2 separate regions of the Mus musculus genome follow, and region 2 is linked to region 1. Evidence: chromatin contacts called from ENCODE Hi-C data. All regions are on one chromosome and are shown on one strand. The core of a region is the stretch at or near the end of the contact, and the rest is flanking DNA. Distances in the headings are between cores, read along the strand shown.

What was found. A loop is a pair of places that touch in the nucleus more often than their neighbours do.
Region 2: a loop to region 1 is called in a map of gastrocnemius, with 2.6 times the contacts of the local background. The contact joins the enhancer-like site here to the promoter of Sertad2 in region 1. A Hi-C loop is called at or near these places in 1 of 37 maps with a recorded cell type or tissue (gastrocnemius).

Annotation. Positions count from the first base shown.
Region 1 is chr11:20,630,240-20,633,781 of GRCm38, reverse strand. Sertad2 (SERTA domain containing 2) reads right to left here and starts at 1,805. Exons shown (of 2, transcript NM_001038625.1): 1 at 1,509-1,805.
Region 2 is chr11:20,857,531-20,861,072 of GRCm38, reverse strand. No RefSeq gene overlaps it. Among named protein-coding and RNA genes, the nearest start is that of Gm22807, 11 kb to the right of the region's middle. Within about 2 kb of position 2,020, at least 3 of the 3 ENCODE cell types and tissues checked have a DNase peak (open chromatin) inside an H3K27ac peak, as active enhancers do; they include gastrocnemius, where a contact is called at or near this core.

The DNA of each region.
Region 1 (3,542 bases), core at 556-3,055:
AGTTGAACGTATTTTAATTAGGAGAGGAAAGACATCATTTTAAACCCTTCCTAACCTGAACACAATCACTGGATGGCCCTGAGTTCACTGTGTAGACCAAGCTAGTCTTGAGTTCCTACAGATCCACTAGTGCTAGGATTGTAAGTGTATGCCAGCACAACCCAGGCCAGCAATGTGTATTTTCAAATAAAGGAAATTTTTATAAAATTATCAGGAAAGTAAAGATCCACAATTATTCTTGCTCATGCCAGAGTTGAAATCTTAATAACTTCACCCTCAAATCGGGATACTATGATATTAAAGGGCTCTGGTGAAGTAGCCACTGGGTAAGCAACTAACCCAGCAGCAGACCCAGGGCTCTCTGGTGTGGAGCCTTCCAGGAGGTTAAGTGGAGCCCAGGCCCACCTCATTCCTGCCAGTCACAAAAATTACAAAAAGCAATTCTGAACAGTTAGGGCCTGGGCCATCCTACTGGTGACTACAACCTCCAGGCCCTTTTCCATAGGTTCTGAACACTTCTTAACAAATACTAGGAATTCAAAAGCACGTTTCAAGAACAAAGCTTGAAAACAACGACTGTTCCTGAAAGCCAGCTAGGGTTTGACTGATTCTACTTAAATAAAATCTGCCGTTTCTGAGTCTGTCCCTGCTGACTGCCCTCCACTCAGTGCCTGCAAAACCGACTTTCTACTCCTGAAACTACCTAGATGCGAGCAAAAAGTTATTCTAAAACAGTCTCACTGCTTTGCGAAACTTACAATTCAATTTTCAACTCTACTGATTTGCTACCATTCCGGCTAAAGCTAAGACAATTTATAGTTAAGAAAAATATGAACAATTCAGTACTTTCTCTCGACGCAATGGTCCTCTGAAGTGCCCAGTGTCAATGGTACAAAGTCTACGCGTCGGGACAGCTGGCTCCCCTCAGCACCGCCCCCCCTCTGCCCCGTCATAGGCGGTTAACACCAAGATGACTTGTAGATTTCTAATTTAAAAACCAGGAAGGCATTAAGTTTAATAAACATTTGGATCCAAAATCAATTCACTTGGGCACGGAAGAAAAGAGGGTGAAGAGAACTGTTTTAACGCAAAACCACCGGGAAACTCTCGAAACACAATATAGCAAGTTGGATGCAAACCCAGACACGGAACTCAAAAGTGAAGCAGCCTCCCTGCCAGCAACCGGAATCTTTAAAAAAAAAAAAAAGTCTCGCACGTTCTCAGCACCAGAGCCACCACAGCGAGCGCGCGCGCGCGCGCACACACACACACACACACACTCACACACACACACACACACCAGCTGTGACGGCAAAAGCTCCGGGCCCCTGCCGCCCGGACCCCGCCCCAGGTCGTGACAGTCGGGGTCTCCAGGCGGCCAGCGGGTGCTCCCCAACCTGCCCGGTCCGGCCTCCGCTGCCTTGGGCTCCCGCCTGGCCCAGCCCAGCACCGCCCCTCGCCCGCCGGAGCCCAACCCCGGGGAGCCTCCAGCTCGGCCCGGAACTCACCACAAGCAGGTCCACCAGGAGCTAACGCATCGGAGGGGTTTCCGCCCACCCCTCAAGCTATGCCCGCTCCATGCGGGGCGCCCCCGCCGCGGGGCCGACGGTAGCAGGGAGCTCGGCGAGGCCGGAGCTACGACTCCGGCGTCCTCTGCTTGCGAGTCGGGAACATTATACAATGGTGGAGGCGGCGGGCAGCCTGGAGGAAGCAGGAGGCGGGCGGAGTGGACGCCCGGGCCGAGAGAGGTACAGCTCGTGCTCCAGCACTCGCCGTGCGGGAGTGACGTCCGCCTGCGAGCCTCTGGCGAGCTCCGGCCAGGCCCCGTAGGCCCCACCCCCTGCCTGGCCGGGCCCCGCCCCACCAGCCCCGCCCCTGCAGTATAGGCCCCACCCTGCCCCTCCCACCTCCTACTATAGGTCCCGCCCACCCGTGCCTTCAGGTCCAGATCTCCGTAGGCCCCGCCTCCAGCCGGTCCGGACCCGCCTCAGCTTCGCAGGGCCCGCCCCGGGCCCGCCCAAGTGCCATAAATGCAGATTCCCTCAGGGTGAACTCTCAGGAAGCGGCGGACAGACACCAAGCTTATGCAGCCTCTTCTGTGGACTGAAAGCTAAATAGGAGAGGTAGAAATGGGAGCGCCCAAGCCGGACCGCCACTACTACCACTAATGGCCCCCACATACTGGAAAACAGACATGACAGAGTGGGTGATGACAAAGACGGCAGCGCTGGCACAGTCCGCAGAGGAGCGCGACCACAAATATGACAGGCATCCGAGCTATTTGGCCACTTGGGCCGGCTGGCGGGAGGATAGGGTCCACCAATGGCCCTCGGAGATATGGGAATGGGGGGAGGGGCCAAGGGCTCCGTGTGGAGCTGACGACAGAAGTTGAAATGAGTCACCAACTAGTACCTTTGGAGTCGGTCGGACATACCAGAGTTGCATCCTTTATGGAGACCATGCAGCCAACCAGAGGGAGACCACGCTTGGAGAACACAGGGAACTGGAGGCGTGGTCCTCTGCCCACAAGTTTCACGCTGATAGCCTTATCTTTCCCATTTAAAAAACAAAAAACAAAAAACCCCAAAACAACAAAAAATCCTTAATGTTTTTAACTACTCAAACTTAGCAAGGAGCTTTATATTGTCCTTAGTATTAGCATGTGCCTAAGTGGTTCGAATTTAAGAGAACTAAGAGGCCAGGGACAGCTCAACAGGAACATTTATCATTACCTTTAAAATGGCATATGCATTCTACATAAAGATATTACAAAAGAAATTCAGGCACTTTAAAATTTTGGCTGCCACTCCAATCAATAATTTCTCTTCAGACCACTTTGCTGTTTAATGGTCCATGACACTAGTTGTATTTAAGGACAATAAAGCTTTAAGACCTAACATAAAGGTCTTAAACATCAAGACAAATTTATTCCAACTCAAACTGTTCTGTAATGATTTGTTATCAATCGAGTTGATGATCCTATCAAAATTAAATATGAGCCATCACCAGTTGTAGGACCCCTACACTAGGTAGGAAGAGGCAGGCAGATCTCTCTTAGTTCAAGGTCAGCCTGGTCTACATAGGCAGTTGTAGGCCAGCCAGGACTAAATAGTGAGAATGTGTCTCTAATAATTATAATAATTATTATTATGATGTGTGCTAAACGGTAAAGGAGACAATGTCAGGTTTTATTAATTAGAGAAGTAAAAAGGTTTTTGTTGTTGTTGCTGTTTGTTTTTAGCAAATCCTTGGCATTATCAAAATCTCATATACATGTTTCATGAGGTATAACCAATATCAGCTAATTGTATATCTCTCTGGCAAGTCATTATAATAGCACAAAATGGCATCGCATAGAGTATGAGGTCTTGCTCAGTGGCATAAACTTTCACACATTTTGCTGGAGAGCCAAGATGGTTTTCATTTCTAGAGTTCTGCATTTGGAGACAGCACTAACCCCTCCTGGCTCTAATTACCCACTCACTTAGACTTTGAGTGCTCACTTTAAGAAACCGCCATTGAAATAGTAGCTACAATAATCT
Region 2 (3,542 bases), core at 771-3,270, 230 kb before region 1:
TTTATTATATGTAAGCACATTGTAGCTGTCTTCAGACACCCCAGAAGAGGGCATCAGATCTCATTACGGATGGTTGTGATCCACCATGTGGTTGTGGGATTGGAACTCAGGACCTTTGGAAGAGCAGTCAGTGCCACCACTGAGCCATCTCTCCAGCTGGTCTCCTGTCAATCACAGCTGATTCTTCAACTCTACCTGGCCAGACACCATAGATTCTTCACACAAATAGCCCCGTAGAGTTTTTGCATCCCTCTGACGCGTCACAAACCAGGACTCCGCCATCTGCACTGCTCTTAACTTCCTCATCTCCCAAACTTCTACAGAAGTATGTGCTCTCAACACTCAATGTCTTCTGAAGTCCATAGTTCCTTCCACAATCGTCCCCAGAACAATATGGTCAGGTGTGTCACGGGCCTCTGCGGACCCTGACATCCTCAGAAGTGTCTGTGAAGTCAGGGCTATTTTGCTAATGTACAGCAGGGTTGTCATTTTTAGTTCCATTCCCTCCCAAGTGAAGTTCCCCTGCAGTCCCCCCCAGGGAGTTCCCCTGCAGCTGTATCCCAGCAGAGCCATGCAGGGTGAGGCCAGCTGGCTGCTGCCAGACAGAGCCCCTTGCCCACCAAGTTCTGCCTATTATTTGTTTTGGAAAATAGGGAGTTGAGGGTTTTTTCCCCCATAAACATTTTACTCATATTAGTGTGCATGAGTTTATTACCTTTCACATTAATTTTCACTACTAAGATGGCAAGTATTGACCAGCTTAACCCACCTAACACGAGTTATTTGGGGTCTTTTTTTCATATGTAAGAATGTAAAGTAAGTTTAAGACAAAAGGCATGAAGGACTGGTGCTGTGTGGTATTAAAGAGGAGTGGAGTTGCTGGGTGGGAGGGGTTACACAGCCCCACCTTTCCCGTGGAATGCATCAAGCTTTCCCAACCATACCCATTCACCCCCAGTCACCAGTGCTACTCTCACGATGCCTTCTGCGGGAGTGCCCTTTGACCCCTGTCTCTTTGTCCTGATGTGGGTTCTCCAGGTCTGCAGGGATTCCAGTCCTAGTAGTATCCTTGAATAAGGAGCTCTTTGGTTCTGGGTGCCAATGTGAGGGAGGTCTCAAGACAAAGCAGTTGTGAGATGCCAGCATCCCTGTTCCCCCTCCCACTCCGTCGTAGGTTAACAAATGGCTGGAGTCCTAAAACGAAAGCTTGCAACTGATGTTAGGTTTTATTTGGATGAAGTTAATGTTTGACCTTTTTACAGTTAAAAATTCATAACTGGTTCTCTCTCCTCCTTAATGTCACCTGGGCCCTTCCTTGGAGCCTCCTGCCTTGAGTTCACCAACCCCCCACAACCCCACCCCACCCCACCCCACCCCCAGCCCCCATCAGTCAGCGGGAGCGGATGATTGCACACTCACTTGCTTTACACCTGACAGCCCGAAAGCCCCTAGAGGCTTGTCGGGTCCCGGCTCTGGTGGGCTGAAAGGGAGCTGTCCAGAAGAGTGATTTCCCAGCCTGTCCTGGAGACAGCAGGGCAGGCCCATTCCTGCCCTCAGACAGGAAGAGGTGGAGCTGAAGTCTATCCCGTTACTCCAAAGAATGTTCAGGCAGAACTATGAATAGCTTATAATACTCCTCTTCTGAAAACATGCACACCAGGGAATGACTAGGTTCACAATACCCTGGCTGTGTGCATAACAACCTGGGAGGACAAACACTCCCCATTTCCAGAAACATGCTCACTTGAGAGCAAAGCTCTTCCAGGGGAACTGTGGTCAGGATGTCTGCTTGCTCCGTGCCCCATTCCTCCCCACAAATTCCCTGCTTCCGGAGCTCCAGTTGGCTGGAACTTGCTGTTCTCCTGGGAAGCCAGCCAGAGACCTCCTATTTCCCAAGAGCTTTTCTTCTGCTTCTAAATGGAGTCGTTCAAAACCTAATGCTCCACAGTGCTTGAGGGGACTCTTTGCCTTGGGGCCCCCCACCCCTAAACACAGGCTCCTCCCCTGTTCTGGACTGTGGGCCTGACTGTAACCCGAACCAACTCCTTCTTCCATGGGCACTGGGCCCAGGCCACAGGGCAGATGCCAGGAAAAACGTCAGTAGGCAACAGGGCTCCCATAGAGTTTTCAGTCTCCTCCTCCTGTAACTCTCCAGTGTCCCTCTCCCCAGCCTTTCTTGTCTTGGAATCCTGGGGTAGGTTGGAGCAGCCCATCTAAGAAATCCTTGCTCGCTTAGCAGTGGTGGCACATGCCTTTAATCCCAGCACTTGGGAGGCAGAGGCAGGTTGATTTATAAGTTCAAGGCCAGCCTGGTCTACAGAGTGAATTCCAGGACAGCCAGGGCTATACAGAGAAACCCTGTCTTGAAAAACCAAACCAAACAAACAAACAAAAGTCCTTGCTCAGAGAGGGCGGCTTAAATCACAGACACGAGTGACCAAAAAGAGCTGAAGGATTGTTGACGCTCGCTCTTCTCTCATTTCCCAGCTCACTCACTGTTTCTCATGTCCCTGTTCTACTCAACAAGGCTTCTCCACTCCGGTAGCCATTTGTAGGTACTAGAGTTTCAGCAACAAATACAACAAGCTAAAATGCCTCTCCTGGGGACCCAACACGCTGATGGATGTCAGCAAATTTCAAACAAGGAAGGACTGGGGAGTCACTGGAAATAGAAGGAAAATAACAAACCTGATGCTGCTTCCTCTAAAAGGGTGCTGCACTTTGACCCTATCACAATCAAGGGGTATCCAGTCTTCAAGGCATAAAAACCAAATCTAGCAACCAAAGGGACAGAAAAAACCACCAAGAGTGGAGTGGCTAAGAAGAGTGGGAACTCAGAGGTGTAGCTTTGGATCCCACTGTGTAGCTGTGTAGTGGAAGGGGTTTTCCGTCTGCTTCCGCTCTACTCCATGAAACAGGCACACAGGCTGGCAGGCAGTCACTCAGGCGGGCGGGCAGACAGGGATTTCCCTGGGACTGTGGGAGGCCCTGAGCCTCCAGTTCCTAGTACAGTTGCTCTAGCAGGGGCTGTGACCCCATTCTAAGCACATATCACCCATAAGCATGAACCCAGTGGGAAGAACACAAAAATAAACTACTATTGTTTTCCTCAAGAAAGCACAGGTTTGCAAAAGCAAAATCCAGCTCCCCTGTAGATCTACCCTGTGTGCTGGGGGTCCCTGCGCAGACTTAACCACTAGTCTGGTGACTGTTTCTTGAACAGTGCCTCCAATGCTTTCTTGTTGATTTCTCCGTTTCCAGTTTATCTGTTTTGTGCATAGGATCCATGCACATACATTTATTTTTAATTTTCAAAATTTTATTTATTATTGTTTGCATAATCTCTGTGTGTGTGTGTGTGTGTGTGTGTGTGTGTGTGTGTGTGGTGTGTGTGTGTGTTTGTGTGTGTGCATGTGTATGCATGTGCATGCCACAACACAAGTTTGAAGGTTTGAAGGAACAACCTTTGAGAGTCAGTTTTCTTCCACAGTGGGTTCTATAGAACTTAAGTCATCAGATTTCCACACAAGTGCTTTCTGCCA